Linked DNA regions of Homo sapiens: region 2 is linked to region 1. Evidence: read pairs that join two places in POLR2A ChIA-PET (ENCODE). Cell type or tissue: GM12878. All regions are shown on one strand. Each heading gives the region's core, and the rest is flanking DNA. Links, peaks and the distances in the headings are about the cores only.

What was found. ChIA-PET counts read pairs that join two places held together with the same protein. Peaks named below come from ENCODE experiments on the same cell type or tissue, not always from the same donor. Only the 100,000 strongest peaks of a DNase experiment are listed, where the experiment ranks them.
Region 2: POLR2A ChIA-PET joins it to region 1 with 5 read pairs; 2 of 35 experiments call an interaction of 5 or more read pairs at or near these places.

Annotation. Positions count from the first base shown.
Region 1 is chr4:22,591,827-22,602,668 of GRCh38, forward strand. It overlaps the pseudogene RPS27P13. Among named protein-coding and RNA genes, the nearest start is that of ADGRA3, 81 kb to the left of the region's middle. In GM12878, for the core only: no CTCF peak of the experiment used is centred there; DNase peaks (open chromatin) are centred at 3,915 and 4,155.
Region 2 is chr4:22,457,570-22,468,411 of GRCh38, forward strand. It overlaps ADGRA3 (adhesion G protein-coupled receptor A3), which reads right to left. Exons shown (of 19, transcript NM_145290.4): 3 at 4,168-4,239. Among named protein-coding and RNA genes, the nearest start is that of MIR12115, 52 kb to the right of the region's middle. In GM12878, for the core only: no CTCF peak of the experiment used is centred there; no DNase peak of the experiment used is centred there.

The sequences.
Region 1 (10,842 bases), core at 2,268-7,267:
GTGTGTGTGTGTATGTGTGTGTATGTGTCCATAATAAAAGAGGAATCTATTGTGCTAATGAGAGTTTCCAATCAACAAGTTTTGCCTTGTGAATTACAGTTTTAAAGTACTTTCGATTATTAAATTTATTGCTATTTAAAATCCATCTTTAGGAACCTTGCTATTCATACTAGAACTTTAGTTACGGCCTCAAGTTTGAGCCCCTCCCAAAAGATCTCATCTCCTGGAGCCTGCTAAAGTGTATAAAATATGTTCAGAAAAATACATCTTGGCCAGCCATGGAGTGGAATGGAGAGCTGGTGGGATGTATGGCTGAGAGGAGAGGTCCAAGACAGTGCCTTTCCTGGTCACAAGGTCAAGGTCAATATGGCTCACATGGGTGATGCCATTTTCTTCTTGTTCTCATAACATCCAGAAGATGTGCTGGCTGATCAGCAGTTTTGCAGAACTGCTACTTTGCTTCTCAGGGAGTGCTCTAGAATATATTTACATAACTTGAGAAAAATATCTTCAGCATATACTGTATGGCCAGTACTGTGCCTGAGCCCTCTTAGTGTCTAGATGTGAACCGTAGTTAGAGTCTCATGGTTAAAAGTTGTTTTGTATTTCAGTCTCTTCTGCCACTTGGTTTTTCAAATGTTTTCCTTTTTGAGACAATCACAATTACCTGTATATGTAAATTTTATTGTTAAAGATGAGTACTGATCTTTGGACTTGATTTTGGGTCATAGGCTTGCAAAGCTTTACTTAAGACTTCAGTAAGTAAAGGCCCATGACTGATTTGTAGAATCACTGAAATAATAGTAAGACTCTACTTCTCAGAAGATGAAACAGAGTCTTAAAGAAGTTTATTATTAAATTAGACACTTTTTTTCTCTTTTTTTTTTTTTTTTTTTTTTTTTGAGATGGTGTCTCACCCTGTTGCCCAGGCTGGAATACAATGGCACGATCTTCACTCACTGCAATCTCCATCTCCCGGGTTCAAGCAAGTCTCCTGCCTCAGCCTCCCAAGTAGTTGGGTTTACAGGTATGTGCCACCCCCCTGGCTACTTTTCGTATTTTTAGTAGAGATGGGGGTTTTGCCATGTTGGTCAGGCTGGTCTCGAACTCCTGACCTCAGGTGCTCTGCCCACCTTGTCCTCCCAAAGTGCTGGGATTACAGGCATGAGCCATTATGTCCAGCCAACAGCTGTGTTTTTAACTTGAATTTTATTCTCTAATTTCTGATAAGAATTTTTATTTGGGGTGTGTTATGATATTTGAATATCTGATATTTTGTGGGAGATGGAGATTGCAGATGATTTACCAGATTTGCAGAGCAAGTAATAGAGGACAGTTTATTCCTTCTTAGTTTTCACTTGCTCTTCTTCCACATGCGTTAGCCACTGTTAGCTCCACTCCAGATGAGATAGAGCTTCTTTTCTGTCTGAGCATGAATTTGCTAGGAGCCATAAGATAAGTTTTTTTCTTAGGTCACACAGTTATTAAATAAATATTCACTGAGTTTAATTTATGAACAACGAAAGTAAAACCAGACATGATTCCTCCCCAAAAGATGAGCGCATGTGAAACAGTGGGGAACACAACATCTTTCAGGTTGCCAGTGTATGGTGGCACTACAGGATCGAGGTTATGTATTATAGACAATAAGTAAGGAAGACATATCTGAGCTGATTCTAAGATCAGAATCTGGTGATGTGTTAATTGAACACTTGGCAATTGCTTTCTTAGTTTACCCATTCAGATTACTTATCCTATTGAGGAAATGAAGACAGAAAAGATTGGTGGCTTTATTATATGTTACACTGATGCTTTGGGTTAGAGAGCATGGGTTGTATAAAATATTTTAAAATGTGGATGGATAATTTTAGACCAGTTAGGATGGCTACATTAGAGAATCCAAGGCAATGTCTGCCATTATCTTTACAACACACACTGATTTTTTTGTGTACCTTGTCATTATGTAAGCTGCCTACAGGGCTGTGGTAAGTCACGGACAGGGTTAAGGAGAAGGGTACATGTCGAGAAACTAAATCACATTTGGAGAGGAGATGTAACAAAGGTAGGGTTCAGAGGTTTACTGGTAACAATTCCAAATTTGGAATGAAAAAGTTACTCTTTGTTTAGCGTTCAAGTTGGGAGTTTGCCCTGCAAGAGACAGTCAACAACTGACTTCACTCGAATGTGCTTGGAAAGGGAAGAACTTAAACCAGCCATGAACAGGAGAAGAAAGCCAGGTTTTCTGGAAACATCGCCAAAACCCAACAATTTCTCAGAATGTTCAGAGGCGCCAGGGGGGTGTTTGCATTTCAATGGAAAAAGTTCTGAAAGCGCCTTTCCGGCTGTGACGACATAACCCACACGAGAACATGCCTCTCGCAAAGGATCTCCTTCATCCCTCTCCAGAACAGGAGAAGAGGAAACACAAGAAGAAACGCCTGGTGCAGAGCCCCAATTCCTACTTCATGGATGTGAAATGCCCAGGATGCTATATAATCACCACAGTCTTTAGCCACGCACAAACGGTAGTTTTGTGTGTTGGCTGCTCCACTGTCCTCTGCCAGCCTACAGGAGGAAAAGCGAGGCTTACAGAAGGTTATTCCTTCACGAGGAAGCAGCACTAAAAGCACTCTGAATCAAGATGAGTGGGAAACCATCTCAATAAACACATTTTGGATAAAAAAAAAAAATTCTGAAAGCTCTGGAAACTATTCTGTTTTACTTTCTCATTGAAAGGCAAAAAGCATGGCTGTAAATAAGAGACAGAAGCACTTGCTATGGCTTTGTTAAGAGTGAAGAAAAGGGACCTCTGGAAAATTTGAATTGTCCAATCCTTTGCCACAGAGCCAAGACAAAGTGGTCCAAGTCATAATGGCAAATAGAAAATAAAAGTACTTCCTCTCTGAGAGAAGAAATAGAAGTAGCAGTTTTTATGGGGGCCCTGGGGTGGGTGTGGGCATTCACTATCTTCAATTTCAGACCTCTTGAGTTTAAGGTGCCTTTGAGAGCTGGAGGTAGATAGCAGGACTGAAAAGCTGGGTATAGATTCAGGAGTTGTTGGCTGGTCCCTGCAGCTGGATTCATGGGCCTTGATGGCACTGCCCAGGGAGTAATTTATAATATTACTCTTAATAACGTATCTTTTGTGATTTACCTTGAATCTAGAGAGAAGTGCAGTTATATTTCTTCACACCATCAAGGAGACCTAATTGTCTCCAGTCACTGATAAGATAAATGATGGGAGAGGGTGGGGTGCTCAAAAGTCAGTCTTTTCTGGGGACACAGGTCAGTGTGTCTCTCCTGGGTCCCTCTGTGCCACAGCTACTCCTCTTAAATCTTGATTCAAGGGCTTCAGAAGCTAATGGCATAGTTATGAGAGGGGTGAAGACTGTGACTGCATTTCCAACAGACCCTGAGGACAACTGGGAAGAATGAGTACGGAGTCCTACTATCCAGTGCCATCTGCCCCATCTCACTCTCCATCCTTCCCTTTGCCCTTCCACCTTCAGTTGTTCATTCAACACGTGTTTTCTGAGCACGATCTGCGCTCCAGGCACTGGGCTGTGTGTTGGTGGTATAGCTAGCAAGACAGATTTGGTCCCTGATCTTATGGGGCATCCTTGGGGACAGGGTGGGGTAGGGAGATACAAATAAGAAAACCAAGAATTATAATTATACTTATGGGAGGTAATGAGATGGAGAAAAAACTTGGTGCATGAAAGTGCAAGAAAAAATTTGGCTCAGGAAAGTATGAAAGAGGAATCCTGGCTCGCAGGTGAGGGAGGGTATCTGGGAGAAACTGAACCAGGCAGAATCATTTCTGTTTCCTGTCTCCGTGACTTATTTCCTCTCTCTTGAATATTCTTCTCCATTTTGTTTGTCTAGTTAACAGACCAGGGCATGGAGCAAGCTGGTTTAATCACTGCATCAAACAGAAGAGTAGATACAGATAAGCTCATTTTACAGATTAAGAACCTGAGCTCAGAGAATTTAAATAATGTGCCAAGTTAACACAGCTATTGGTGGAGCTGGTGTCTCAAATCTCTGTCTTAGTCATGTCTGGCTTTTTTCAGCTGCGTCATATATCAAGCAATCTATTTCTGGTTTAATGTCCGTTAAATGAACTGATGTCAGGAAAGCACCAGGCATATGCCTGTTACAAGAGAGTATGGTGGTTAAGAACATGGACTTTTGAGTCAGATAGAACTGGTTATGTGTCCTCTTCTGTCGTTTTCTCTCTGGGTGACCTTGGTTATCTGATTTTGGTTTTCTGAGCTTCAGTTTCCTTATCTGGAAAATGAAGATAGTAACAGCATCTACCTTGTTGGATGATAGGAAATGCCTGTAGAGATTCCTTAATGTAAATATGTTCTCCATAAATATGAGATATTTTTATTGATTTAGGCACTGAATATTTTTGAGCAATTTCTATATGATAAGCAGTTTTTAGGTAAGTATTTCTTATTCTGCTTTTTTCATCTCTTTCTCCTCTTCCTTCTCTCTCACAACAACATGTAGCAAAGTTAAATGTTCAATGGCAATAAAAACGAGTGAGAAAAAAGAGAAGGATAAGACAATTGAGAGATAGAAATGGGAAAGAGAAAAGAGAAACTTAAGTGGAGGCAAAGGCAAAGAAAGAAAACAGAAGCAAAGAAATCACAATTATGGGTAACAGGAAGGAACAGTGAACACTTGAGGAGAGTGGGTAAAGAGAGAAACTACTGAATTACAGTCTCTCCAAGCTATGAGCTTTCCAATATTTCAACTGCTTCGACACAAAACAGCTGTTTCTGTTGTGAGGCTATTCAAGTTGATCCAACAAGCTAATTTCTATGGTCCTCTTGGATGCAAGGATTGAAACTGTGATTTTATTTGCCAGTTCTTTCAATTTTTGGATTTAATTCCTATTTTTTTCTGCTTGAAGCCAAACAAGCTTAAAATATGAGGACTGAGGACGTAACACAATGTGAATGTCAAGGAGAAGTTTCTATTGGAAATAGTGCTCTGGTTTGACAAGACCATCGGAAGCTGAAAACTGACATAACCTTAATGTATATAAGTAGATAAGGCTGTTCCCCAAGGGGTTCAATATGCTTTTATAGATTTATCATTCTATCTTCCTTCCAAGTTTTGCAGGAAAAATGAGACGATTCTTTTGTTTGCAAATTTACAGATAAATAAATCGAGATAGACTTGTGTAATAACTTGCCTGAGGTGACTCTGTAAAATGAATGGAGAAGTCAGGCATGTAGTCCAGTTCTCTAATTCTAACCCGGTAAACATTAGTTAGCAGGGTGTCTTGTTTTTTAAAGAAACTCAAAACCTTAAGGAGGAACTGCAACTTTATAAATGAAACACATTCAAAATGTTTGGCCCTCACTATTTTATTTCTTAGGTTTGTGTCTGTACATATTAAATGGGGATGGCAATAGCAAAAACCAATCAATTACATTTGGCAGGAAAGAAGTAGAATAAGTTGGTGTTTTCACTATTAGGATTTATAAATTTCATTGGATTTCAGATATCTAATAGATTTGGGATATGGCTGTTTAATATTTCCGTGTATTTAGTTGTCTGAAATTAGTATTGGTCAGCCAGCCTCCCCTCCCCTTGCATTTCAGGTTAATGCCAACAATAATGTGTGTGTCCAAGAGGGTTATAGGGGAGCAATGGAGGGGTGCACCCTGACTCTGACACCTTGTTCTGAAGTATACAGTTGCTAGACAGAGTTCTTCCTCTTGTTCTCTGGAATGTGGTGAAGAGGAAGGAACCAGCTGTCTTGGGTTGCAATTTCAAAATGTCAAGTTTTCTTTTTATGTGTATGTGTGTGTGTGTGCATGTGTGTGTGTATGTGTATGTGTGTGTGTATATGTGCGTGTGCGTGTGCATGTGTGTGTGTTATGGCCAGGGATTGGCAAGAAAAAGATTTTCACAGGTGAAGGCATGGCCTGCCCCTCCACACCTGTGGGCGTTTCTCGTCGAGTGGGACAAGAGACTGAGAAAAGAAAGACACAGAGACAAAGTATAGAGAAAGAAAAGTGGGCCCAGGGGACCAGCACTCAGCATATGGAGGACCCGCCCCGCTCAGCATATGGAGGACCCGTGCCGTGCCGGCACCGGTCTCTGAGTTCCCTCAGTATTTTTGGATCATTATCTCTACCATCTCGGAGAGGGGAATGTGGCAGGACAATAGGGTAATAGTGGGGAGAGGGTCAGCAGGAAAACATGTGAAAAATGTTTCTGTATCATAAACAAGTTAAAGAAAAAGGTGTTGTGCTTTGATGTGCACATACATAAACATCTCATTGTATTAAAGAGCAGTATTGCCACCAGCATATCTCACCTCCAGCCCTAAGGTGGTTTTCTCCTATCTCAGTAGATGGAATATACAATTGAGTTTTACACCCAGATATTCCATTGCCCAGGGACGAGCAGGAGACAGATGCCTTCCTCTTATCTCAACTGTAAAGAGGCCTTCCTCTTTTACTAATCCTCCTCAGCACAGACCTTTTATGGGTGTCGGGCTAACGGAAGGTCAGGTCTTTCCCTTCCCACGAGGCCATATTTCAGACTATCACATGGGGGGAAACCTTGGACAATACCTGGCTTTCCTAGGCAGAGTTCCCTGAGGCCTTCCTCAGTGTTTTGTGTCCCTGGGTACTTGAGATGAGGGAGAGGTGATGACTTTTAACAAGCAAGCAAAGCACATCCTGCATAGCCCTAAATCCATTAAACCTTGAGTCTACACAGCACATGTTTCTGTGAGCACAGGGTTGGGGGTAGGGTTACAGATTAACAGCATCTCAAGGCAGAAGAATTTTTCTTAGTATGGAACAAAATGGAGTCTCTTGTGTCTACTTCTTTCTACATAGACGCAGTAACAGTCTGATCTCTTTTTCTTTTCCCCACACACAGGCAAGGGGGATGAGTCCATAAGATGACACTGGAATAGGGGATTGGCTTGGGTGCACCAGGGGGCCAGAGACATGGGTCATCCCTGGAGACGGGAGTTGGGACGCTCCCCTGGGATGGAGACTGGAAGTGCAAGAGAGAAGAAAGTTGTTGTGAGGTCAGGAGCATGGTGGCTGGAGAGATCTTCAAAGTATGAAGAGCATCAGCTTCTGGGTCAGATCGCCCAGGTCTTCCACCTATTAGTTGGGTGATTTTAGGACAATGTCATCATTGGTGGCTCCCTAGAATCAGACCTTAAGTCAAGGAGTTGAGAGCAAGTTATTAACTTAGTGTTGATTCCAGGAAACACTGGCAGGAAAGTAGGGAACTGAGAAAGGAAAGGCACAGAATATAGGGTGGATTATCGAGCAAGTTAGCACAGTGGGAATAGGAGCTGAATTCTACTGAGGAGCCCTCAGAGCAAATGGAGAACGTATCTTCCCAGAGTTATTCCAACACAATCCTATGGAGGGAAGAGACAGACCCTCTCATATTGTTTTATATTGTTTTATACTCAGTACCTGTTTTAAGAAAAAGCAACAAGGAAGTAAAACCAAAGACAGGCAGCCCGGCGCCAGGCCCGAAACCGGGCCTGGGCCTGCCTGGCCTAAACCCAGTAGTTAAAAATCAACTCGTAACTTAGAAACCAATGTTATTCATAGATTCCAGACACTGTATAGAAGAACATTGTGAAACTCCCTGCCCTGTTGTGTTTCTCTCTGACAACCGGTGCATACAGCCCGTCACGTACCACCTGCTTGCTCAAATCAATCACGACCCTTTCATGTGAAATCTTTAGTGTTGTGAGCCCTTAAAAGGGACAGAAATTGTGCATTCGGGGAGCTTGGATTTTAAGGCAATAGCTTGCCGATGCTCCCAGCTGAATAAAGCCCTTCCTTCTACTACTCGGTGTCTGAGAGGTTTTGTCGGTGGCTCGTCCTGCTACATCTCCTGGTTCCCTGACCAGGAAGTGAGTTGACTGAGGGAGGGCCGAGGCAGCCCCTTAGGCTACTTAAGCCTGCCCTGTGGGGCATCCCTGCGGGGGACTCTGACCAGCCTGAGTGACGCCTTCCAAAGAGCGCTCCCGGGTGGGAAATTGTCCTGGTGGAACGCCTCACCAGAGCAACAGGTAGCAGGCCCCCGCGGAGGATTAACACAGTGGCTGAACACCGGGAAGGAACTGGCACTTGGAGTCCGGACATCTGAAACTTGGTAAGACTAGTCTTCTGAACTTGCCCCACTCCACCTGAGTGGAAGCGTGGCCTGATCACCCACGGTGTGCCTGTATTGGCACCTTTGTTCTGGTTTTGACTTGCCTTGACTTGGTAAGACTAGTCTTTTGAACTTGCCCCACTCCATCTGAGTGGAAGCATGGCCTGATCACCCATGGTGTGCCTGTACTGGCACTTTTGTTCTGGTTTTGACTTGAACTGAATTGCTGGATACTTTGGTTTTGGTTTTTGACCTGGCTTGGATTTCTGGATACTGTGATTTTGGTTTTGATTTTGGTTTGGCGTAAACAGCAAAAGTGTGTGTGTGTGCCCTTTTACCTGTTCTTTGTTTTGTGGTGTGTGTGTGTGGTGTGAGCGTGGTGTTTTGTCTCGAAAAAACATGGGTCAGGCGCAAAGTAAGCCCACCCCACTGGAAACTATGTTAAAAACATTTCAAGAAAGGATTTAATGGAGACTATGGAGTCACTATGACTCTAGAGAAACTTAGAGCTTTGTGTGAAATACACTGGCCAGCATTAGAGGTGGGTTAGCCATCAGAAGGAAGCCTGGACAGGTCCCTTGTTTCAAAGGTATGGCACAAGGTAACCTGTAAGCCAAGGCACCCAGACCTGTTTCCGTACATAGACAGTTACAGCTGGTTTTAGACCCCCTTCCCCCCTCCACAGTAGTTAAGAGAACAGCAGCATAAGCGGCTGGCAGAGGCAAGGAAAGACCAGCAGAGAGTAAAAGAGGCCACCTATACCAATTCTAAGTTAATTTAGACGAAACAAGGTCTTATTAATAGCAAAGAACAATTGAAAACCCAAACTTACAAGGTTTTCAACAAAAGTGAAGTTTGCTAAAGTTAACAGTGTAACATGTATTATGGTAACTTCTAATCTTGTGGCCTTAGACAGTCTAGTTCAAAGACATAAAGTTCGCTTTAAAAAAAAGAAATGGTTATCTTCAAAAAAACCAAAATTATAAGAAGACATAAAAATGTAAATTTTTACCTACATTAAGAGGTTAAAAAAATTATTGTTTTAAAAGTTTAAGCAAGTTTTAAAACGTTAATTGTAAAGAAAATTCTGTGTGTAAACATATTAGCTAAAGTTAAAAAGGTATCATCCAGTTTTTCTGTGAACTGGACATTAAAAATGCAACAGGTTTTTCTTAAAGCATCAATCTGCTCTTTAACAAAAAATATAAAAGGTTAAAAAGAGTCTATAAAATCTTACATTATGGTCAAACATGAAAAATTGAATAAATATATCTACAAGATTTTATTAAAATTAAGTTTAACATTAATAACACACTAATATAAAGGTAAAATTTAACTTATCTGGTATAAAAATCATACAAGAAGCGTTATTAGATATAAAATGATGTTTAGCTTCCTTTGGTCTAAAAACTAATAAAAATAGGTGCTAAAAAGACGTTCATTTTACTAGAGGATCCTAGAAGTTAAAGACTTAAAACAAACTTTGACAATTAAGACAGCATACCAAGATGCAAATGCCTGGTTGAAATGGATCAGATGTTCCATCTGCACGTTAAACAAAAGCAATTGTTATGCTTGTGCACATGGCAGTCCAGAGGCCCTGATTGTCCCCCTTCCACTAAGGTGGTCCTCCAGTCGACCAGGCGTGGGTTGCGTGGTAGCTCTTTTCCAGGATTCTACAGCCTGGAGTAATAAGTCATGCCAAGCTCTCTCTGCTATATCCCGAAGTCCCTGCGGGTCAGCCACTGAGGGCCATCCAGCTTCCGTCTCCCAACACTAAGTTCACTTAGTGTCTCTCATGGCAGGGAGGAGACTTAGCATTCCTTGGAGACCTGAAGGGATGCAGTGAGCTTAAGAATTTTCAAGAGCTTATCAACCAGTCAGCCCTTGTTCATCCCTGAGCGGATGTGTGGTGGTATTGCGGTGGACCTTTACTGGGCAATCTGCTGAATAACTAGGGTTGCACTTGTGCTTTAGTCCATTTGGCTATCCCTTTCACCCTGGCATTTCATCAACCAGAGGAAGGAAAAAAAAAAAATAATAAGACATCGTAAAGCGAGAGAAGCCTCTTATAGGTCTTTCAACTCTCACATCTATTTAGATGCAATTGGAGCCCCGCAAGGAATACCAGATCAATTTAAAGCTTGAAATCAAATAGTTACAAGATTTAAGTCAATATTTTGGTAGATGACAGTCAATAAAAATGTAGATTAGATAAACTACATCTATTACAACCAACAGCAACAAGCTTTTCATGAGTTTAAAAAAAAACTCAGGTTGGTCCCAGCCCTGAGGCTACCTGACCTGACAAAACTCTTCATCACACTCTATGTGTCAGAAAGAAAAAAAATGGCAGTTGGAGTTTTAACCCGGAATGTGGGGGCCCTGGCCAAGGCCAGTGGCCTATCTCTCAAAACAACTAGACAGGGTTTCCATAGGCTGGCCCCCATGTCCAAGGGCCCTGGCAGCAACGGCCCTGTTAGCACATGAAGCAAACAAGCTAACTCTTAGGCAAAACCTAAACAGAAAGTCTCCCCATGCTGTGGTGATTTTAATAAATACCAAAGGACATCATTAGCTAATAAATGCTAGATTAACTAGATACCAAAGCTTGCTCTGTGAAAATCCCCGCATAACCCTTAAAGTCTGCAAAACCCTAACCCTGCCACCTTACTCCTG
Region 2 (10,842 bases), core at 2,467-7,466, 130 kb before region 1:
GCAAGAACACAAGAGACTACTTAACGTGTAACACAGTGAAAGACTACTAAGGCAATGCCTGGTACAATATCAGTAATTATATTAAATACTCCTGAATGAGAATTTTTAAAATTCATTTTGGATGGCAGTGCTTGAGAGATTATTTACTGAAAGATAAATAACTAGATGGAGAATCTAAGATAGTCTGCAGAATCTAAAACATACTGAAGAAACTGCTTTTTATTAACAATAGGTTTTCTTCAAAGTATATCTCAGCATAGAGATAAAATCAGCATTAAGATAGTCTGCAGTATCTAAAACATACTGAAGAAACTGCTTTTTATTAACAATAGGTTTTCTTCAAACTATATCTCAGCATAGAGATAAAATCAGCATTAATATTTTTATTACCTAAAAGCTGTGACTACAACAGTGTGGAACACAGAGGGAGGGGATAAGAAAAGGACCTGACAGTATTATTTCACATTCCTCCCATTGAGGGAAAAAAATAGATTGCAGGGAAAAATATTCTAAAAGTTCTCATACTTTCACATCAGAATCACTGGGAGGGATGGTTGAAATAAAAATCATTCAGCATCAGCCCGAGTTTCTGATAGGGTAGATCTTAGCCCCTACACTTTTGCTTTCTACTTGAGGACTCATGTTCCTAGGCATGGGTGCAAAACTGACTCCAGCACAGACAGAAGCACAAAGAAAGTGAGTCACTGCTATAAATCATGCTCACCTGCTGCTGCCCCTCAACTCCCTAATGACCTGTGTCTGGAGGTGCAGCCTGTTTACGGTCATGCTCCATATCCCCTGCCTGTGTCTGGATAGCTGAGTCCTAACAACTTCCAAGACTCTTAGCAGCTAAACTCTAGCTACTGCTTCATCTCTTTGTAAATGTATTTCAATTCCATATCCAGACTCTTGGTCGGTGTTCGTAATTCCATTAGACTGCAAACTCCTCGAGAGCTTCCTGATTTACCTGTGTGTCTCCAGACCCTTGCTCACAGTTGGGCTCACAGGATGAACTTCATGAATTTTTGTTGAACTGAACTGACACCGATCACCACCTTATCATTTTGATTACGCTGCTACACCTGGTTGATAGTCCTTTTACTGAACTCTAAACCTGGCTTGGTCCCATGCAATCTGATGCCTAATGTCTACCCTCCTATAATGCTTACCTTCCTTACCTAGAACTCCAATCTCCACTACCACCTACCCCAGACCAGCCAGCTTTTCTAACTTGTTCCATTAAAAGTCTTCACTAGAAAATAATAAAGTGCAGAATGGGCAGAAGAGAAGAAAACTGATTAGTAGCAAGATCTCCTCCAGATGGCCCTGAGTTTCTAATGAGCGCAGACAGACTGATAAACACAGGAGACCACCACTCACCCCCAGCAAAAACTATGGTAGGAAATTCCCTACTGATTCAAATTGTAACTAATTTTAAAAGACAAAGAGAAAATCCTTTAACTCCTACCTTTCTTAATCTTACAGAATTCTGACCCTTAAGGCTGCCTGAGAGAGAAAAATAGGAGGAAAGCTACAGACGATAGGTTTTTAGATGAAAGATATTTTACTTGCAAAAGCAATAAAAAAAAATCTTTTGCAAAAAAGAGCATGACCAATTTTTACAATTGGATTTTACAATAAAAAGGAATAGGTTTTGCAAATACTGCACGTTCTCACTTCTAAGCGGGAGGTAAATGATGAGAACACATGGATACATAGAGGGAACAACACACACTGGGGCCTTTTGGAGGGAGGAGGGTGGAAGGAGGGAGAGGATCAAGAAAAACAACTAATGAGTACTAGGCTTAATACCTGGGTGATGAAATAATCTGTGTAACAAACCCCCATGGCACAAGTTTACCTACGCAACAAACCTGCACTTGTACCCCTGAACTAAAAAGTTAAAAAAAAAAATAAAGAAATAGGTTTTAAACGACTAAATAAGACAGACGATGTCAAAAGTATTAAGATGGAAAGTCAATGTCAACATTTAAGTCATGGCATAATTAAACTAAAAGCAGCCATACCCAGTGTTATGATGCAAATACTACAGAAAACCAGTAAGACATAAAAAAAATACCCACACACACTGGAGGCGGAAAAAAAAAGAAAACTTAAAGAAGTATATAAGAACCCCAAAAAACAAGACACAGAGCCCACCAAAAGGATGACTATAAGGAAAATAAAACCATGGATCTGGTCTCTCTCCCTGATCTTTTGTCCCTGGTCTCCCTACATTTATGTGGTTTCTCCTTATTGCTATCAGGAATACTCTGAAATACAAATCTGATCACGTCAATTCCATAATAAAAAAGTTCTGGTAGCCCCGCACTGTCAAAAGAACAGATTAAACATTTTTAATATAGCAGGTCTTCAAAATCCCAGTCCCTGACCGGCCTGATCTCCCAATATTCTTTTCCCTCTTTCTACTTTCTGCTCTGATCAAAGAACTAAACTACTGTCCCAAGAGATACATTCTTGCACACCTGCGCCCACCCTGTTTGGAAGGCCTTTTTAATACATATTCATTCCTTGGGAGAAAGTTCAAATCTAAACACGTCAGTGGCTCTCATGGCAGGCTGTTCCCATTGCAGGTGCTCTCTCCTTTCCCTAGCAGGTTCTGTTTATGATCTAACCTGTTACAGCGCCTGTGTGTGCGTTCAGACGTATTTTCACTAACGACTGAAGGGTAGCAGAACATGCCACCCAAAACATGTCATGTTGGCATAAGGATTATTTCCAGCTACAGGCAATTGAAAAGCAGATAGATACAAGAAAAGTTCTCTGCTCTACCCTATCTGACTAAAAGCAGGACATAAATTTACAAAGGTGTCCCTCCTCCCCTCTCCACCAGAAAGGACAAAAGTTCCTCCCAGGAGAGGGCTTTGGACCCTTATCAGCCTAGACAAGGCACCAAAGGAATCTACATAACAAACATTACTAACTGGACTTTATCTACCATTAGTCTCCAATATATTTGCCTTCCCACAATTTGCTTTCCCTTAAGAGACTCAAGGTCCTTTTCCTTTGTCTTGTCACTTCTCTAAAAATGTATTGCTCCTTGTTGAAATGCTACATAAGCCAGAGTTCTAAGCCACCTCTTTTGAGAATTACTCTTTTCCTGAGTTTTCTCAATAAACTTGTTTTTCTCCTGTTAATCTGTCTTTTGTTAGAGGTCCAAGCTGAGAAATTAGAAGGGTAGAGGGAAAATTATTTTTCTTCCCCTACATTATCTATCCTCCCCACCCCAAGGGTCTGCAAGATCTTCCGAAGAAGTCAGGGCATGGTAAGTGGCAAGTGCTCAGTAAACGCTTTCAGAAAGCATAAAGGATGGAGAGACAGTCCTCATGGCTTTTGTGTAGAGCCGCTTCTCAAATGTGGGCCTGCTCAGACAGCAACTGTGAAAGGAGCTTCGTATAGGAGATAGGGGAGTTGTTTAGCTTCAGAAGCAATAAAAACTGGTCCTTAGGTTTTAAAATTGTAATATATAGATACACATGAAAATAGCAAGACTTTAAATCATTACTTAAAAGGTACCTCTGTTTATATGGCATTTACAACAGACACAGTTTGAATGGATTCATAATTTGAAAATCGTCTACAGATTATGTGCGCCGGCAAAGCCGACATGGTAATGATTTTAGTAGCATAAGAGTAACACAGCCATCCACCACCAAACAAATCAAACCACTGTGCAAATCAACCACCTTCTCAGCTACTTATATAAAATACTCTTTGTTTTTCTTTCTTTTTGTTTTATTGAGACAGAGTCTCGCTCTGTCTTGCAGTGGCACAATCTCAGCTCATTGTAGTCTCCCATTCCCAGGTTCCAGTGATTCTCCTGCCTCAGCCTCCCAGGTAGCTGGGACTACAGGCACACACCACCATGCCAGCTCATTTTCGTATTTTTAGTAGAGACGGGGTTTCACCACCTTGGCCAGGCTGGTCTTGAATTCCTGACCTCAGGTGATCCACCCGCCTCAGCCTCCCAAAGTGCTGGGAATACAGGCGTGAGCCACTGTGCCCAGCCTCTTTCTGTATCAGGGACCTGGCCAGGTAAAGCTCAAAAAATTATTAAATGTCCATTTTTCATCATGTTAAAGTAAGTTGACAGCTATTTATATAAGCAACAATTCAAACTCGTAAGCAAGCAATTCAAACACTTACAATCTTTTTAGAGATGACAGTCCCCAGAAGGCACCTGGATCTATACTACTAATAAGATTGTTTCGGAGGTCCCTGTTAAAAATAAAATAAAAGTTATTCACATATCAACACTGCAACAAGTATTCAGGCACAATACACTTACCTGCTATACAAAAAAAACAAAAGTATAATAATAAGAGGAGGAAACTGAAGCCAAAAGGGTTAAGCCAAGATCAACCCAGTAGTAAAAGGGAGAGTCAGAATGCAAATTTGACAAATCTGGCTCCAAAGCCTTTTGGTTTGGTCAATAAAATAATAAAAATATACGTCATAAAAGAAATATGTGACCTAATATTATTCAACTTCACAATTATCACTGAACTACAATCATATACATTATTTCTATAATTTCTTCTTTAGTATGCCATACTTTGAATATCAAAGTAAATCTAATTACAATTGTGACAAACATCATTCAGTTGAATTTTAAAAAACCATCTTCAAAAATATACACTCTAAAATTCATGTCTTTTGGTTGTTCATATATTTTCCCTTCCCTGGCCTTCTATATTTAGGTTTTTGGGGTTTTTTGTTGTTGTTGTTGTTGTTGTCATTTGAGACGGAGTCTTGCTCTGTCACCCAGGCTGGAGTGCAGTGGCGTGATCCTGACTCACTGCAACCTCCACCTCCCAGGCTCAAGCAATTCTCGTGCCTCAGCCTCCTGAGTAGAGAGGGTTACAGGCGCCTGTCACCATACCCGGCTAATTTTTTGTATTTTTAGTAGAGACAGGGTTTTGCCATGTTGGCCAGGCTGATCTCAAACTCCTGACCTCAAGCAATCTGCCTGCCTCAGTCTTTCAAAGTGCTGGGATTACAGGCATGAGCCACTGCACTCAGCCTACGGTTAGGTTTTCTATGAGGTGAGGATATAAAATAAATGTGTGATAAAACACAATATATAGCTCAAAGCAAAGATGCACAAGCTTCCTACCATGTGGTATTTGATAGCAATCACCATTTATCCTATTCTTCTCAAGTATGCTGGCACGTCCATGCAAGAGCACTACCACTTGGGGGTGGGAGGCAGCAGTGAATGTCTCAGCCACATCCCTCTACTCCTGTGGTTTTGCAGACACACTATGGCTACAGCTCCCCTCCTGGTGGCTGGGCTCAGCTGGGGACTCGCCAGTTGCCTATACAAGTGTTTGGCTAGACCTCTGTGGAGAGCTGACAGTCTAAATACAGTCCCCTTCCCTAGACCACACTCTTGCCAGTGGCAGGCCCACACTTCCGCTTTATGGGACACCCTCAGCTGGGTCTGTTTGTCAAGACTCACCTACAACCTTGTCTACTGAAGCCAGAGTGGCCTCTGCTCATCTCCCAGGGAAGCTGAAGCCATATGGAGAACTGAAACGCTTTTCAGTTTTTCTTCTGACATCCTTACATAACAGTGGCAACCTTGCCCATTCTTTATACAGCCACGTGTAAGCTTCCAACACTATTCTTCATTTAAGGATGCACATGACATTGGTGAAACCAAACAGACATGTAGAGAAATGCTCAGTACAAGCCAAAGTAACCAGTACCTCCAGGGTTCCTTAGTCCCTTACTTACTTGAAATGTACAAGACCTTCCTGGAAGTAGACCCTGGACCACTGGCGCCACCTGTCAGCACAACACTGTGCTAGGCTCTTTAATAACAATTGCTCCGTCATGGCCATGCTCACCCGTGCCCAGGCAGTCTAAATTATTTAGAGGAAAATCCTCAGTTTGCCTTCTCCATCCTCTCCAAATCAGAAAGCAGCGGGCATCCCTTCTCTACCTATGCTCCAAGGAAGTCTGGCTGCAATGAGCACAGATTCACGTGTTTTCTTCCATCCAATCACAGGCACATTCAACGTTACTGTCCCACCAGCTAATGAAAGTGAACTGCTATACATGGCATGCCTCATAACATGTGAGTTTTCTCTCAGGCTCATTCTAGCAATATAGAAAAAGTTACAACATCAAAGTTGGTTACTAGTTGGATTCCCCAGAAATTTCACAAAAGCATCCTGAGGAGGTTGGCCCTTTGCTCAGCAGCAGTGGTTGTCATTCATTTACCGTAAGCCCAGCATTTTTGATGTGTCAGTGGCACTGTGGCTTCCAAGCTATGTGTGCTGTTTAACACCTGGTGATAGAGACTGGACTAGAAATTCTCAAGAACGTTGCTCTGGAAATGCAACCTGTGAATCCTGGGATCACTGTGACCTCCAGCAAATTCTATGGTCTTTCTTGCATCTAATCCTCATTTTAACACACAGGCACTCCTCAGTAGCTAAGGTTGGGACTGCAATTCTACCACCTCCCCACAATCAGAGCCAGGTTTTTCTAAATAAAACCAAACTCCCTGCAACCACCACCCCCAATACTTCACAATATTTTAAAAAACAAAATGATTATTAAACACCAGTATAAAATCTATGCTCTGATTACCATCACTGGGTAGGTATTTCATTAATCAGAATTCTGAAAACTTCATATTCCACAAGAAGAAAACAGCTTTGTCAATGCTGGTAACTACCCTAACTTTTTGGGGTTTTGCACCCTGGCCTCTAAGACATTTTCTAAATAAAGTATCTGAAAAGATCTGAAAAAGTCAGGAAGCTTCACGAAATACATTTAAATGGTCAGAAAAGGTCTTAGTAGTCAGGTAAACTCACAAATCCCATCCTTCTCTCTTCCAACCAGTGTTTAAGTTCTCCTCTTAACTTGGAGTAAAAAGACGGTCCCTGGTGTAGCAATTTCAACAGAAAGAGGAATATTATGCAGAGGATAAGTTCCCTGCTGTGAATGCCATGGCCCCAGCATCCCTTATCTCCAGGCACCTGCTGCAGTAGACACTGACAGCATGGCAGCGCTCACGCCTGCAGTCCCTCTACCTGCAACTCTTCCCCATGCAGCTTTCTCTTGGGCACCTCCTGAGAGTCAACCCATGAAGGTCAGAGGTAAAGGGCATGAATGGCCATAGGAAGAGTCCTCACCTGGAATGAAAACAGGATATCCCAGGGGGCTGGGGGGTCTGAGTGTGCTCCTTGCTGGCTCCCAGCAGTCCCCAGTATCAGCTGCCTGCCGCAGGAGCTGCCTGGGAAGACACTGCCCTAACGGCTGCCCTTGCGTCTCATGGTCCAGTACCAAATATGAGGGCTGTTGGGCAAACCTCCCAACCAAATCACTACACTGAAAGCTCACCTGGGGACCTGCTTCTGGGGAAATCAGCCTGGTAATGTGAACCAGCCGGTACCCAGGCCAAGCAGAGACCTAAGGAAACTCTGCCCACTCCATTCTGAGGACAAATAGTGAAAGGTGTAGACCAGAAGCCATTCAAAAATTCCAAACTTCTACAATGAGTGAAGGTGGGAAAGGTTTGCAACTATCAAGGATTCCAAAATTTAATAACACTATAATTATTGCTATCAATTATTTAATGTTTAATTTTCTTTTGGTTGGGGGAGCAGCCTTCTCCATTGCTTTAAGATGGAAACACCTCTACTTCTCCATATGGTACAGGTAGTACCCCCAAATTTTCAACACCATCCCTTCAGGCATGACACCTGACCAACCTTGTGCAGATTTTTCAAATACTCTGGTCTTAGCAATTATACGACTTTGGTCTAACTAAACCTAGGACTTGTGGGAGAGGGAGGGATGAGCATAGACATTCCCACTGGTTTGATAAGAGGTCAAGATCTGAGTCTGGAGCTGCTAACGGCCCTGTTGCTACAATCTGAAGAAGCCAACAGATGGGAAACGAGAAAAATGGTGAGCCCCTGGATCCAGCCAAGCCTGAAATCCACCTCTAACTCTGGGCTGTTTGGATGCACAAACCAGTAAATATAGTGAGTTGGTGTCTATCACTTATCAGACCATTAAGACCTTATAATCACCCTAGGAGGCAGTGTCATTGTTTCAGATGAGGAAACTCATGCACATAAAGATTAAGAAATTCGGCCAAGTTGTTGATTTTAATAAGTGGCCAGGATTTAAGTGTATCTTTCTGACTGACACAGTGGAGATTTACTAAAGGAACCAAGTAAATTTATAGCTAAAATAATAGGAAAACAGGTAAACCAAACACACTGAAAAGTTGGCCATGATCAAGTTGAGTTGCTGGAGATAACTTTCTTTCAACTTCTCCATATGTTTGAAAAACTAAGTTATTTTATGTGGTAACCCCCACCCTTCCAATTAGGCCTCAAAGTCACTGCCTCTCTGTCCTGGTCATCATCATCACCCTAGCCCAGGTTGTAAACCACACAAGTTCTCACCTGTGTCCGATTCTCCATTTGAAGTGATCTTTTTAAACACAGACCTGATCAAGACTTTGCTCTGATTTAAACCTCAAAAAGATCCACAGTCCCTCAGAAGGAAGTTCAGGTGCGTTAAGGTAACTTCCAAGGATACCCGTGGTCCCAGCCTTGCCCACCTTTCCTTCACCAACTCTCACTTCCCATCTGCTCAACACCTTCCCTTAACACTCACCCTGTCTCTCTTCATTTATACCAGTCATACTGCAAGATGTTTCTAGAAAGGGTATTTCCTCTCACCTCTAGACCTCTGCACTTGGGATTCCCTGTCCTGAACGCATCTCAATCTCCAACTCACAACTTCACCTCCATCCCTCTTCACCCACGTATCCTTGAGGCCTTGGGTGAAACTCCATTCCTTCCTCCAGAAAAATACCTGTGAATGCTGGGCGCATTGGCTCACGCCTATAATCCCAGCACTTTGGGAGGCCGAGGCAGGTGGATCACCTGAGATCAGGAGTTCGAGAACAGCCTGGCCAACATGGTGAAACCCCGTCTCTACTAAAAATACAAAAATTAGCCAGGCGTGATGGCGCACACCTGTAGTCCCAGCTACTCAGGAGGCTGAGGCTTGAACCCAGGAGGCAGAGGCTGCAGTGCCGAGATCACACCACCGCACTCCAGCTTGGCGACAGATCAAGACTCCGTCTCAAAAAAAAAAACTTGTGAACAACAGCACTCTGCGCCCTGTCCTGTGGCATCTCTTATCACGCTGTACCAAGTGCACCTCAGTTACTTCAACTGTCCTCACTGAGAGACCACAGGTTCCACAAGAGCAGGCTCTGCTCCACTCAGCGAGGGGGTGACACACAATATAGAGTGTGTGGATGGATATGTTCATGGACGAAAGAATACACCAAGGCTAGGAGACAGAATTACATTAACCTTTCTATAAAAATATTTTTAGTAAGTTATGGTTGGCTACAAAATTACAAGGCTGTTCATAAAGCCAGATAACGTGGAGAATGCGGTATCTCATTACTAATCATTTCCATTTCTCCATAAAAGTAGACAGTCATGACATCTGTAGTTGACCTTCGAATAATTCACCAAACATATGTAAGCATATTCCAATATAGAAGAAAAAACGATGGCATATTCTTAATAATTACTGAATTGTTGAACTGGGTAAGTAAATTGGTAATATGAAAGATTATGGCATTGCCCTTTCAATTCTTCCGTATGTTTAAAATTCTTCATAATCAAATGTTTGATCCCCAGCATTTTAAGTCCCAGGAGGTACAGTTAATCATCAGGACTTACTTATTAGTTCCTATCTCCCTCCCTGCAACTCCCCAACTGACCCTCATTTCAACAAGATAAGATTATTTTATGAAAAAATTCAACCTGTATGTTTTTGACTTGTTTTGCATAAGCTAAAAAGCTCTGTAAATAGAAATATATAATGTCAGTTCCATTTTTTAAAAACACACGTTTCCCTTTTCAGATTTTAAACAGCATCTACAACAGGAACTGAGTTAGTTAGCTAAAGCAGTACATCAATTTGGAGTCAATGATGAACTGCATATGTTTCTACAAAATACCTCTCATGAATAACTGAGCACTGTAATATGATTTAAAGATGTACGTTTTCTTTAATAAAAAATTCTTGACATATTATATAACATTTAATAATAGCCATATTAATCAAGCATTGCCAAAAGATATTTATAGTCAGATTCTCTCATTTAACATCCCCTTTTTCCCCCACCAACCCACAGCTTCCCTAGTAAACAGGAGTCTGACTTCAGGATGTATGGCTAAATCTGAATACATTGGATCATTAAAGCATAAATGAAAAAAGCACAATAATTGCTTAAATAGAACTAAAGGAATATTTTAAGTTCTTGGTAAAAGAACTACCTCCTATAGGAAAGAACATGAAGTATACCAGGTAAGATGCCTTTAACTACAAGTATCAGAACCCTCAACTCAAAATGGCTTGAACAATCACAAAAGTAATTATCTGGCATTACAGGAAATCAAGAAGTCAGGCCTTTGTGGTTGGTTCCACGCATCTCTCAGATCCACCATCCTCAGAATGTAACTGTGCCTTCAGGCTGAGCCTATGGTATCCCAGGTTCAGAAATCACCTCCAACCACAAAGTCATAAAAAGGAACAGACTTTCTTCTCGTACCTCTCCTTAAAAGCTAGGAAATCTTTCTCCAAACCCCACAGCAGGCTGCTCTGCTCCTCATCTCTTATTGACTAGGACAGACTCTGTCAATAGCTGGAAGAGATGCTGAATTACCTTAGCGGCCTAGGGGTAGGATTAACATTGGAAAGTCAAACACACTGACCAGTAGGCAACTGTAGTGTCAGCAGTGAAGAGAATATGGGGGAGGTATG